Linked DNA regions of Mus musculus: region 1 is linked to region 2. A link is a loop called in an ENCODE intact Hi-C map of the cell type or tissue named here. Cell type or tissue: left cerebral cortex. All regions are shown on one strand. Each heading gives the region's core, and the rest is flanking DNA. Links, peaks and the distances in the headings are about the cores only. Region 1 holds the start of Etnk2 (ethanolamine kinase 2). Region 2 overlaps Gm41953 (a long non-coding RNA gene).

Region 1 (6,745 bases), core at 1,746-6,745, 320 kb after region 2:
GTTGCTCCACTCTGGAGGTGGGAATGCGTTGTGTGGCGGGCAGTAGAGCAAGCCTCTGCTTCTTGCCAGTATCCCAACAGGAGAGACAAGCTGTGCACACTGGCTCTCCATGCCATGGACATCCCACCACCCACTGGGCCTGTCTGGGTCCTGGGTGCCACCTTCATCCGCAAGTTCTATACAGAGTTTGATCGGCATAACAATCGCATTGGATTCGCCTTGGCCCGCTAAGGCCCTCTGCCACCCAGTAACCCTAGGCCAAGCCAAGCTGGCAGTCCTGGGGGCCATTTTGTCTGGCTTTGTCCCCAACATAGGGACACTGGACACAGAGACCCTAACGAGTGTTTGCCCCTTCACCTGCACTCACCCTTCCCTGCTTTAAGGAAAAATCGAATAAAGATTTCATGTTTAAAGCCTGTTTCGGATGGGTTCTTTGGAGTTTGGAGGAGGTACACCTGCATGGTCACACGTAGAGAAGACTATGACATGTGAGGCCAGAGATGGAGGTTTGTTAGTAAAGTGCTTGCTTTTCAAGTGTGAGAACCTGAGTTTGATTCCAGGAACCCACACTAAAACCAACAAACAAACAAACAGGGCTGGAGAGATGGCTCAGTAGTTAATAGCACTGAGTGTTCTTCCAGATGTCCTTGCGTTCAATTCCCAGCAACCACGTGGTGGCTCACAACCATGTGTATGGGGTCTGATGCCCTCTTCTGGCATGTCTAAGAGAGTGATAATGTACTCATAATTAATTAATTAATTAATTAATTAATTAATTAAAAAAAAAGCCAGATGGCGAGTGTTTCAATCCAGGATGTTGAGACATGTAGAGACAAGCAGATCCCTGGAGTTTGATACCATAGGAATGACCATTGAAGTTGTCCTTTAGCCTACACACACACACACACACACACACACACACACAGAGAGAGAGAGAGAGAGAGAGAGAGAGAGAGAGAGAGAGACAAAAAACACACAGATGGACATTCAGACAAAGAGACAGAGATGGACAGAGAGACAGTGAGAAATAGATTAGAGGAAGAATGTGACAAAATAGACACCGCCTCCACACACAAATGTTTCTGTGTGTAAGGTTGGTAGCTTCTGTCTACTGTCAACCAGATTCACATAAATTTTTTTCGTACCACTCTGGGGGAAAAGCCTTAGGGCTATGGCAGGTGAGTATATTCACTAGTTTAATGTCAACGCGACACAAACTAAAGTCATCTGAGAGGAGGGCACCTCAGGTATGAAAATGCCTCCAGAAGATGGAGCTGCAGTCAAGCCTAGAGACCATTTCCCTAATTAATGATTGATAAGCCAATTGTGCGTGGTGACGGACCAGGTTCTGTAAGAAAGCAGGCTGAACAAGCCACAAGGAGCAAGCCAGTAAGCAGCACCCCTCCACGGCCTCTACATTAGCTCCTGCCTACAGGTTCCTGTCCTACTGCTTGAGTTCCTGTCTTGACTTCCTTTGATGATGAACTGTGGTGTGGAAGTATAAGTCAAATAGACCCTTTCCTCCCCAAGGTGTTTGATCGTGGTGTTTCATCCCAGGCCCCGTGCTGCTGAACAACCCAACCCTATATGGAATTCCCTGGAAAACCTCTGTCAGCATGCTCTGCACACTCCGTGCCCCTGCCCCATGTGACCATCTACAGAGGCAATCTAAGTCGTCACTGTGCAAGAACATGGAATGTCAGACATCCAATAATCCTACCTCACACACATAGAAAAACACATAAAAAGGCTAATTTGCCCAAGATCACTCGGTGAAGAATCAAGCGGAGAAGGAACCTGAAAAACTATCCGAGAGAATCCAACCCAAATGACACAGCCCCTGGGGGCGGGGCTCTCACCTCAGTCCCACATGCGCAGTGCTGGCACAGGGACAGAGCTCCAAACACCTTGCTTTGGGTCAGGTGCACACACGGGCTGTCTTCCACCTCCAGGCCTAAGCTCCACAGGTTTTGTTCAGCCTGCTTTCTTACAGAACCCAGGACCACCAGCCCAGGGGAGGCACCACCCACAATGGGCTGGTAGAGGACTCTTTTTCCACTCACCCCTCAGACTGCCCATGAAGAGTGTATAGCTTAGGGGATAAGAAAGCAGGCATCAACCTGTATTCCCTCATCCCTCTTTGACCCCTCCTCCCCCAAAAGCAAGGTACTGAGTGTCCCAACCAAGCGCTTGGTATCTGTAGGATTTCACTCTCCTAAGGTTAAGGACCCAGGGCTTCTCTGAGGTGATATTTGTATAGCGGGAGCTGCTTTCAGGGTGCTGGCACAGAGCTGAGAAAGCGAGTCTGGACTCCCACTGATTGTGTTCCCTTGTGCCGCAAGGTTTGCTTTGCCTATTGCAAAAGAAAGAGCTGGAGGCAATGTCCTTTCCAGTTCTGGCATCCTGGGACATCATGACCTCAAGTAGGTGGTCCCTCCCTACCATCTGCTACAATGTCCAGTACAGTGGCTGCATGCTGTTGTTTGTATGCGTATAAAGATTAAAGTTACACAAAATGTCACACTGGCCACATTTCAAGGGCTGAGTAGCCACGTGAGGCTAGTGGCCCCTGCAAGAGGCACCAGCACAGAAACTGGACCAGAAGACCTGGGTGCAAAGCAGCAAGAACCAAAAGGCCTCGTGGTGGAGATGTTCCTGAGTAGGTCGGAGGGACAACCTTGGGGACACAGAAACACATCTATTTTGTAGGCATTTTTCAAGTAGGGCAGTATGAGGTGATAAGAAATGAGGTCCCAAGGCAAGCCCAGGTCTCTCTATGCTAGAGAGCTGGCAGCTAACTGGTCTCACTCTGGAAGTGACCAGGGGAATATATGACTAAGGGACGGGCTTTCCAAGGGCTGGCCTGGCCTCTTTCCATGTGTCTTCTCTGTACAGTAAGTCTGCCAGGGGACTTATCCCTTCCCCTTGTCATGCTACATACACATAGATCCCTAGGTTGTACTATGGCCTTTGATCACCTCTTTGCTCAACAAAACACTGAGCTCCGGGCACCTGTGCGACCACTATCTATGCCCAGTCAGCCTTGCAGGACAGGGAGGAAGGCTTAAGGATTATTTAGTGAGCCAAACTCAGTCTTGCTCAAAGTCCTGGCTTACAATGTGCTTGTACACTCATAAAAGTACCCTGGAACATTCTATCAGAGTCCAGTCTGCCTATGGGACACTCACCCTGAACCATCACCATGCTGTTCTCCATCGAAGGTGTGTGTGTGTGTGTGTGTGTGTGTGTGTGGTGCTGAATGATGCCTAGAAGGCCTTAGAAACGCAGCCCAACCTTTCCCAAGAGATTTAATGGCAAGCCGAAGCCCACACTATAGGAGCATCCGATCTCCACGTTCCAGGATGAGGTTGGGACAAAGACAAGCTCTTCCCTCCTTAGCCCCAGCCCCTTACCCTAGACTACCCGGAAAAGAGCTCTTTAGCTGTGGGCTCCAGTGGGAAACTGGTCAACCAGTACTAGGATACTGGAGCAGGGATCTGGGGCGGGGCCTGGGGAGGCTCCGCCCTTTGCGTCATTAAGGCGGGGCATCCCCCACCCAGAGCTCCAGGTAGCGGTGGAGCCAGCAACGGGAGATGGCGGGCTGCACTCGCCCGGAGGCGGGGGCGGGGCGGGCAAGGGGCGTTACTGCGACCCATGATGTCACTGTCGCGGCGGACCTTGGCGATTCCCGGCCAGCTGTGTTGCTCGGTTGCATCGCCGGAGATTGGAACAGGCAGCTCGCTCATGAGTCATGGACTTCCCCTGGCCCCTCCTCGACCACTCCCACTCTCTCTCAGGGCCCCCCCGTAGGGGCTAACGCGGGCGCGGCGGCTCCGAGGGGGTGGGGCTGCTGGGAATGGCTGTGCCCCCTTCAGCTCCAGTGCCGTGCTCGCCCTTTTACCTGCGGAGGCAGGAGCCTTGCCCGCAGTGCTCATGGAGCATGGAGGAGAAGGCGGTGGCCAGCGCCGGCTGCTGGGAGCCTCCAGGGCCCCCGAGGGCCGCCGTCCCATGCTTCAGCGTCACGGTGGAACAGGACGACATCCTCCCCGGTGCCCTGCGCCTCATTCGGGAGCTGCGGCCGCACTGGAAGCCCGAACAAGTTCGGACCAAGGTAGCCGAGAGGGCGTGAGGCCGGGGATGGGGCGCTGCCGGGCTGCAGAGGGGCTGCGTGGACGCCCGTCAGTGCATCCTCCAAGTGCGGGTTCCAGGGTTTTGCGGCTGTTGCGCAGGAGATGTTTTGGACCGTGGTTTGAATATGTGTGTAACTCTCCATTTCTCTTTGATCCCTATGCAAAGCTGGGCTCACGCTTCCCTGGACCCTCCCCATTCGCCTGCTCCTGCCGCCGGAGGTCCACCTGCCCACTGTCAGCGTGCTGCGCGTGCAGCCCCACCCCCTGTCGCTGCGTGCTTGTCCCCTAGTTGCTCAGAAGTGCTACCCAGCCACTCTGACAACCCGAGGAAGCACGAACTTTTAAGGAAACCTCCCCCTACACCCATGCTGTTCCTTCGCCCTAACTTGAGATCCAAGCCTCGGGGATCTGAGCATTCCTTGTGGCCCCAGGAGCCAGCCCTGTGCAATTCAGAATTCCAGCTAAGCCCTGAGACCTTCTTCACGTGGCCTCAGGCTAGCTCTGAGCAACGCCCCTTTTGACCCCCACTCCATTTTCTTCCCACCTCAGCTGAATACTTTGTCCCACACACACACCTGTGGGCAGAACTGCCCACTGCGAGCCCCTAGCTTACTCCCTCCCTCGCTGTCCTGCATTCTCTTAAAAACCTACCCAGCCCTACACCCCTGACAGCCTGCTTTGGAGGGTTCGGGCCCCATGTCATTGGCCTTCTGAGTATGGAAGGGGCAGCTCTAAGGAGAATCTGGGCTGAATGTGGTAACATTTTCAGAAGACCTGGTCAGGAACAGACAGTGAAGGCATCAAGCCATATTTGAGATTAAACCCAGCACTGCATACCAGATGCTAATCTGGACCCCCACTAGGCCTGTCGTCTCACCTAGAAGGGGTGGGTCCCCTGAAGTCCCATCCAGCTCTGCCCCATAGCGCCCATAAACCTTTAGTTCAGGGTTCCTCCCTCCTTATCACCCTGCCCAGAGAGTCTGGGCTCCCACTCATATTGTCTCCTGTTCCTCCTGGTGTGGAATTCAGAGATTCAAGGACCTCTGGCCACCAAAGCCCTGGGAAGAGTGCCAACTTCAGTACCCTCCTTGTCTCTCTGCCACTGGATAGAGCAGGAGATACAGCTCTGAGAGCCCTTGCCTGCCTTAATGAGAGGCAGCTGATCAGGGTGTCTGTCTGGGCAATTTCTAGCCCTCCCTGGCTACATTCTTGCCTGCAGTGGGGTTCTTTCAGGGCCAGGATGGAGAAAGGAGGGGAGGGCCTCTCTCCAGCGCCTAGTGCAGACGTGGCCACTGTGCTAGATAGCATGGCCTGGACGCGCAGCTAGGCTGAGTGAGTGTGCCTGGACTCAGTGTGGCTGCTCCTTCCCATCCACCACCATGAGTGTCCCTTTATTCCAAGGCACAGTTTAGTACTAGCTGGCGTGGGGTTATGTTCAGCATTCCAGTGAACGAATTCTGTTTTGACTGAAGCTCTGGGAAGAGAGCGGAGGACCATGCCGCACCCTCCCACCCATGGCTGTCCTCTCCCCATGCTAGCGCTTCAAAGACGGCATCACCAACAAGCTATTGGCCTGCTATGTGGAGGAGGACATGCGGGACTGCGTGTTGGTCCGGGTGTATGGGGAGCGCACGGAGTTGCTGGTGGACCGGGAGAATGAGGTCAGAAACTTCCAACTGCTGCGAGCACACGGCTGCGCCCCCAAACTCTACTGTACCTTTCAGAACGGGCTGTGCTACGAGTATGTGCAGGGTGTGGCCCTGGGACCTGAACACATCCGAGAGCCCCAGCTCTTCAGGTGAGGAGGGAACAGGGCATTATACATCATTTTCTCAGAGGCTGTGGTTTTGATGGTCTTGGCTGTGAACAATGAAGAGAGTCATAAGGCCCGCCATTGCATTGAAAATATTTGTTAATATATGCTACTCAGAGGCTACACCATTCTATAGGCTTACAGGGGTATCCACTAGAGGGTTGAGTTCCAGGGGAACACAGCAGAGACCAGGTTGTTACCGCACCCCACCCCACCCCATTTCTCAAACCTCTGTCCACTTGTCTGCCGTGGAAATGTTCAGAAGCCCCGGGAATGACGTCTGAGCCAAATTCTGAAGGCACACAGGCTTTCTACCCTGCCTGTCTTTCTTTTTTATTTATTTTATGTTTATTGGAGTCAGAGCCTTCCAATGTAGCAATGGCTGTCCCGGAATTTGATATGTAGACCAGGTTGGCTTTAAACTCTAAGAGACCCACTTGCCTCTGCCTCCCAAATGCTGGGATTAAAGGTGTATGACACCTTGACCAGCTTTCCTCCCATCTTTTGCAAAGACAGAAAAGTGTGAAGACCAACGAGCCTATGCAGGATGAACGAACTCAACTTTAGCAGGCTGGACTAGCCTCTCCTCCCCCATAGCTGAGGGCCCTTTGGGTTCCCTGACAGTGAACATCCAGATTTGGAGTACTGCTGAGGCCTTCATGCAGAAGGCCCACAAGGACTAGGTCCTAGTCCCAGTCCCTGGATATGTAGCACCTAGGAACTGTGTTTAACCTTCAAGCCCTGTGGATACTACTCTAGAGCAGAGAGCATACCACTCTCAATGCTCCGACTGAGGTAGGGT
Region 2 (6,994 bases), core at 1,279-6,278:
CTGCCTTAGTTATGGTTTCATTGCTATGATAAAAACCATGATCACACACAACTGGGGGTTGGGGGGAGAGATTTATTTCTGCTTAGCGCTCCACATCACTGGGATGTCAGGGCAGGAAGTCAGCCAGGGCAGGAGCTGATGCAGAAACTTTGTAGGAGTGTTTCTTTCTGACTTGACTTGCTCAACCTACTTTCTTTTTCTTTCTTTTCCTCTTCTTCCTCCTTCTCCTCTTCCTCCTCTTCCTCTTTCTCCTCCTCGTCCTTCTTTTTTAGAGACAGGGTTTCTCTGTGTTTGGTGCCAGCTGTCCTAGAACTCACTCTGTAGACCAGGCCTGCATGAAACTCAGAGGCTGGCCTGCCTCTGCTGGGATTAAAGTCAAGTACCACCACTGACCAGCTTCAGCCGGATTTCTTTTTTTGTTTGTTTGTTTTTTTAAAATATTATTTATTTATTATTTATACAAGTACACCATAGCTATTTTCAGACACACACCAGAAGAGGGCATCAGATCTCATTACAGATGGTTGTGAGCCATCATGTGTTTGCTGGGAATAGAACTCAGGACCTTCAGAAGAGCAGTCAGTTCTCCTAACCGCTGAGCCATCTCTCCAGCCCCTTGTTTGGGTTCTTTTTGGTTGTTTTGTTTTGTTTTTTGACAGGGTTTCTCTGTATAGCCTGTCTGTCCTGGAACTCACTTTGTAGACCAGGCTGGCCTCAAACTCAGAAATCCACCTGCCTCTGCCTCACAAGTGCTGGGATTAAAGGCATGTGCCACCACTGCCTGGCTCAGCCTGATTTCCTATAGCATCCAGGACCACTAGCCTAGTCCTGCCCACAGTGAGCTGGGCCTTCCCACATCAGTCATCAATCAAGAAAACACACCACAGGCTTGTCCACAGGTCAATATAGTAAAAGCATTTTCTCAACTGAAGTTCCATTTTCTTGAATGACTCTGGGTTGTATCAAAGTTATGTATAACCAGCCAGCACACCCTCCAAATGCAAGTTTTTATTATTCTATTACATTTTCCATTGCAAATTAAATCTGAGGGAGCAAGCCCAAAATGTACAAGGACAGCTGGTCAGATGGTGCAGTGGGTTAAACACAAGCCTGTTTTAACACCATTAAAGTGATGGTGTACACATTTAATCCCAGCACTCGGGAGACTGAGTTTGAAGCCAGCCTGGTCTACAGAGTGAGTTCCAGGACAGCCAGGGCTACACAGAGGGAAAGGAAGGAAGGAAACAGGAAACAGTTGGGGGCTGAAGAGATGACTAGGTAGCTATGAGCACATCAGCTCTTGCACAGGACACAGGGAACTCACACAGCAGGCAGCTCACAACTGCCTGTAACTCCAATTCCAGGGGACTAATAACATCTGTTTTCCTCAGGACTCCTTCCTGCAGGCACCTGGAGCACAGGCAAACACACACACACACAACTAAACAAATCTTTAAACATATGCAAACAGCAAATAAATGCAGGACCTGAAGAGCAATAGGGTATTGTTAAGGCCTGGGTAACTAACTGCTGCCTGGTCTAGCCAGCCATTTTATGCTGTTATTACTGTTACGAATAAACTTTATCATGTGCTGTTACTACGGTTACTAGAAAACTTTCTGATGCCTGAGTTGATTGCATATTCTGTTATGTTTTGTGTTGGAGTCCAGGAATCGCCTCATAAGCCACACAAACACTGGTCTCAGTCAGACAATATTGAACATACACCCCAGGCCTAGTCAACCAGGGCTATGGTCCAGATTCAGGAACTGAACCAAGACCCTGAGTTAAGGTCCTACAGGATTTTTAAGCCCCAAATCCACAAACATCTGTGCCAAGTTGTTTCACCATTCAGGATTTAAGGATAGGGGGTTTGCTTAGGAACATCTCTTTGTTGTACACTTCTCCTGTTCCCATTGTTTGGGGTATTCAACTGTGGCAGGAGACTTGCCTTATCTAATATTCATATCTGTCTTAGTTAGGGTTTTACTGCTGTGAACAGACACCATGACCAAGGCAACTCCTATAAGGACAACATTTAATTGGGGCTGGCTTACAGGTTCAGAGGTTCAGTCCATTGCCGTCAAGGTGGGAGCATGGCATTGGAGGAAACGAGAGTTCTATATCTTGTTCCAAAGGCAAACAGAAGAAGATTGGCTTCCAGAGAGCTAGGATCAGGGTCTCAAAGTCCATGCCCACAATGACATACTTACTCCAACAAGGCCACACCTACTCCAACAAGGCCACACCTCCTAATAGAGTCATTCCCTGGGCTAAGCATATTCAAACCATCACAGACTTGTTCCTAAGGAAACCCCCTGTCTTAGTTAGGGTTTTACTGCTGTGAACAGACACCATGACCAAGACAAGTCTTATAAAAAAAATACTTAATTGGGGCTGGCTTACAGGTTCAGAGGTTCAGTCCATTATCATCAAGGTGGGAGCATGGCAGTATCCAGGCAGGCATGGCACAGGAGGAGCTGAGAGTTCTATGTCTTCATCCAAAGGCTGCTAGTGGAAGACTGACTTCCAGGCAACTAGGGTGAGGATCTTATACCCACACCCACAATGACACACCCATTCCAACCAGGTCACACCTATTCCAACAAGGCCACACCTTCAGATGGTGCCACTCCCTGGTCCAAGGATATACAAACCATCACACCCCCTATCCGTGAATTCTAATTGGTGGAATAACTTGGCACAGATGTTTGTGGATGTCAGGCTTAAAAGCTCAGTAGGATTCTGGATCAAGGTTGTGGTCAGCTTTGGAGTCTGCTCTGTGGTCCTGATCAGTCAGTCCGGGGTGAATGCTCAATAAACTATCCCCATCTGATTGAGATACATGTGGTTTGTGGGGTGACCCCGGACCCTGACAAGTATGATTTATAAAATGGACGGGACTAGAGTTTTCAATAAGAAAACTACATTATCAGAGTGGAGCTGAAGCAGTTGTCAGCCATATGGAAGAAACTGTAATGAGCTAAACAAATATCTATCTATTTAATTACTTGGACCTATTTCTTGAGCAAGTTATATATCTCAAGCAAGAAAAATGTTTCTCTGTCTCTTTGTTCGAGGTGTGGGATGAATCACACTCCCGGATTTTTGTAGCCCTGGGTGGCCTGGAACCTGCTGCTATGTAGATTATGGCTAGCCTCAAACTCCCAGAAATCTGCCTGCTTCTGCCCCCAGAGGGCTGGGATTAAAATTGTGGAATACTACACCTTGCACACCACATTTTATGGGAAGGGAAACAGTGCTTGTTCAGGATGCCTGAGAGAAACAGGAATAAAGAGACCTTCATGGTTTCCTCCCACAAAGGCCTTGTCACAGCTGGATGATAAAGCCAGATGTTTCAAGTTAAACTGATTAAATGAGATTGGCCAACCAGTGAACTGCTCACTGAGCAGGGTGGCCAGGAGGAACACAGCAAATCTGAAAGGAACTTGGAGAGCACATGCCACACTCGCTGGCAGAAGTGAAGGGAAATGGGGAGACTGTGGCCAGGCTTGGGGCAGGCTAAGGAGGACAACGTTGCTCTTATGAGACGTTTGGCCTGCCAGTGGTAGAGCACACCTTTGTTACCAGCACTCAGGAGGCAGAGGCAGGTGGATTTCTGAGTTGGAGGCCAGCATGGTCTACTGAGTTAGTTCCAGTACAGCCAGGGATCCATAGAAAAACCCTGTCTCAGAAGAGGAAGAAGAAGAGGAGGAGGAAGAGGAGGAGGAGGAGGAGGAGGAGGAGGAGGAAATTAACACAGCAGGGCCCATCTGAGGCAGCAATAAATGTCTCTGCTTTGCGTGTATGTTGTGTGGAAACACCATCACAGGTGTCGTCTCACACCTTGCCTTACCTAGAACCAAACATCTTGCCTGCTTCTTGAAACTGTTTCTTGCATGACTGCTGGATTTAATGTGTCCACTAGAGGGCAGGCTAAACTCACAAATTCTGCACATGGAGCATCTAGTTCTCTGGGGCTGCTGTTGTTTTATTTATTTTATTTTTGAATGTATGTGTATGCGTGCCTGTCTGTCTTGTCACTGTGTGATGAACACGCCTGTGGCGGCCAGAAGAGGGTGCTGAACCTCTGGAACTGGAGTTTCTTGGGCCACCTGCTGTGGGTCCAGCAACTGAACCAACTCCTCCGAAAGAGCAGCAGGTGCTCAATGGCTGAGCCATCCCTCTCTCTGTCTAGCCCTTGTTTATTATGAGTTTTGAGATGTCTATGTATCCCAGTCTAGCCTTAAACTCTTCATCCCCCTTCCTCCTCCCTGGAGTTCTGAGATTTCCAGTGTTCGATGCCAAGCCCAGGTGGGCCTTCTGTAGGTGTCACAGGCTTAATTTCACCCACTAATTATTTTCAGACTGCTGCTATTTTGAGTGTTTTTTGTTGTTGTTGTTGTTGTTGTTTTTTTTTTTTTTTTTTTTTTTTTTTTTTTTTCTTCTTTTTCGAGACAGGGCTTCTCTGTGTACCCCTGGCTGTCCTGGAACTCACTTTGTAGACCAGGCTGGCCTCGAACTCAGAAATCCGCCTGCCTCTGCCTCCCGAGTGTTAGGATCAAAGGCTTGCGCCACCACACCCAGCTCGAATTTTTTTTTTTTTTTTTTTTAAAGATAGGGTTCACTAGAGCCTGGAGAGATGGCTCAGCGTCAAAGTCACTGGCTGCTCTTCTAGAGGTTCAATTCCCAGCAACCACACCGTGGCTTACAACCATCCACAATGAGATCCTGATACCCTCTTCTGTCTTACAAGACAGAGCAGTCACATACACAACTAAATACATGTTTAAAAAGACAGGGTCTCATTGTGTAGCACCGGCTGGTGTCAAATTTATATTCCTCCTACACGCCTCACACTTTGCCAGAATTAATGTGTGTGCCCAGTTCCCACCAGTTCTTTTAGTGGTGTGTGGGGGAGTTAGAATGTGAGATCAATACATCACCATTAACTACCATCACTATGCTGTACATCAGAGTCCCCCAAATTCAAAGCTCAAAGTTTCTTTCCTCTGAATAATAACCTGTCACTCCCCTACCAGCACAACCTCAGCCCCCAACTGCTTCTGTCAGTCTAACTGTCTGAATTCCACAGAAGTTAAATCATATACTGTCTGTATCTCTTTATCTGACTTAACACATGGAGTGTGATTTCCCCCTATGTTCATTAGTGCAGATACAAATGAGACTTTATTATTATTATTATTATTATTATTATTATTTTAGGTTTCTTGGTGTAGCTCTGGCTGTCCTGGAACTCACTTTGTAGACCAGGCTGGCCTCGAACTCAGAGATCCACCTGACTCTGCTGAGATTAAAGGTATGTGCCACCACTGATAGGCAGTTTCCTTCATTCTTAAAACTGAAGAGTATTCTGCACTAGATAAGGATCAGTCATGTTTTCCTTACACGCTCATTTATTAATGGACCCCTTAAGGCGGGTATGTGGCTGTCAGGAATAATGATGTAATGAGAAGGCTGGCTTGGAATTCCCCAGCTGATCTGCTGACCTCAAAGGTACAGCAATCCTCCTGCCTCTGCCTCCTAAGGCTGTGATTACAGGTGTGTCAATCTGGCCTCTCCTGCATTGCTAATAATAGTACTCTAGCCTTCTAAACCCACAGTTTAGTGTCTGGCCCTGAAGCCATTTACAACAAATGAAAAAGTTGCATGCCTTAAAAAAGACTAGGGGGTCAAAAAGATGGCGCCACAGTTCAGAATACTGACTGCTCTTCCAGAAGACCTGGGTTTGATTCTCAGCACCACAAAGTGACTTACAACCACCTGAACTTACAGATCTAGGAAATCTATCCTCCTCCTCTGGCCTCTACAGGCAACGAGAATGCATTCTGTACACAAACAAACATGCAGCCAAAACACTCAGACACATAAAATAGTGATAAAAAGACATTTCAAGAAGTCTTCAATGGAGCCAACTGTAGCAGTGCAGGCCTGTAATTGCTGCACTCAAGAGGCGGTGGGGGTGTGCTGGGCGTGGTGGTGCACGCCTTTAATCCCAGCAGAGGCAGGCGGATTTCTGAGTTTGAGGCCAGCCTGGTCTACAGAGTGAGTTCCAGGACAGCCAGGGCTACACAGAGAAACCCTGTCTTGAAAAAAAAAAAAAAAGAGGCAGTGGGGGAAGGATTGTTTAAAAAACCCTCTCTTTCAACAAAAACAACAAAATTACCCTCCCCGAGAGAAAGAGAGAGAGAGAAATGGAGAATAGAAGACAAGAGAATCCAAGATATAGCTCAGTTCATAAAGTACTTGGCTTTGAAAGCTTGAGAACCTAAGCTCAGATCCTCAGAATCTACGATAAAAATGTCCAGCGTTGTGGTGCCCTTGTAATCCTGGAGACTGCAAAATGGGCGGATGGTGGAGATGCTCCAGAGGTCACGGGCCAGCTAGTTTCAAGCAAAGTTCCTTGCCTCTGAGGGTCCCTGTCTCAAACCATCAAACAAACAAACATGGAGGTGCTGTAAAGAAGATTCCAGTTAAATATTATTAAATAGAATATTTATTATTGCCTCCATAACAAATCCCCTTTACCCCTCAGTTAAGTGGACTTCAAAGCATACAGAGCTAGGACTAGGGCTATAGTTCAATGGTAGATTGTTGCCTCTCACGCATGACATAATATGTCCAGTACCTAGTACTGCCAAGCCAACTGCTAGGGAGCCGAGTGTGGTGTGCAATAGGTGTAATCTCAGCAGTTGGGAGGTAGAGGTAGGAGGGTCTGGAGTTCAAGGCCACCCTCAGCTATAGAGCAGAGCTACATCAGAGTTTGTCTAAAAAACAAAACCCCCTACTTCAAAACAAATGTCTGACCTTACAGTTCAGTAGGTTAGAAGTCCACCCAAGTCTCTGGACTGAAGCCTGGGTGTCTGTCACAAGGCTGTGTTTCTTCTGTTTTTTGTCTTTTCCTCACCTCCAGGGGACGTCCAGCTACAACCCGAAAGCCATCCACATTCATTCTTCTACCCTTCCTTCCATC

What was found. A loop is a pair of places that touch in the nucleus more often than their neighbours do. Peaks named below come from ENCODE experiments on the same cell type or tissue, not always from the same donor. Only the 100,000 strongest peaks of a DNase experiment are listed, where the experiment ranks them.
Region 1: it touches region 2 in a loop (2.9-fold over the local background); 7 of 42 quality-filtered maps call a loop at or near these places.

Annotation. Positions count from the first base shown.
Region 1 is chr1:133,359,908-133,366,652 of GRCm38, forward strand. Etnk2 (ethanolamine kinase 2) reads left to right here and starts at 3,665. Exons shown (of 8, transcript NM_175443.5): 1 at 3,665-4,111; 2 at 5,669-5,928. The coding sequence starts at 3,857. Ren1 (renin 1 structural) reads left to right here. Exons shown (of 9, transcript NM_031192.3): 9 at 70-413. The coding sequence ends at 231. In left cerebral cortex, for the core only: no CTCF peak of the experiment used is centred there; DNase peaks (open chromatin) are centred at 3,624, 4,000, 4,042, 4,336 and 1 more place; H3K4me3 peaks cover 1,453 bases; H3K27ac peaks cover 1,283 bases.
Region 2 is chr1:133,035,668-133,042,661 of GRCm38, forward strand. It overlaps Gm41953 (a long non-coding RNA gene), which reads left to right. Exons shown (of 3, transcript XR_878532.1): 3 at 1-203. Among named protein-coding and RNA genes, the nearest start is that of n-TKctt25, 4.8 kb to the left of the region's middle. In left cerebral cortex, for the core only: CTCF peaks have their summits at 3,912 (motif pointing right) and 4,112 (motif pointing right); a DNase peak (open chromatin) is centred at 3,931.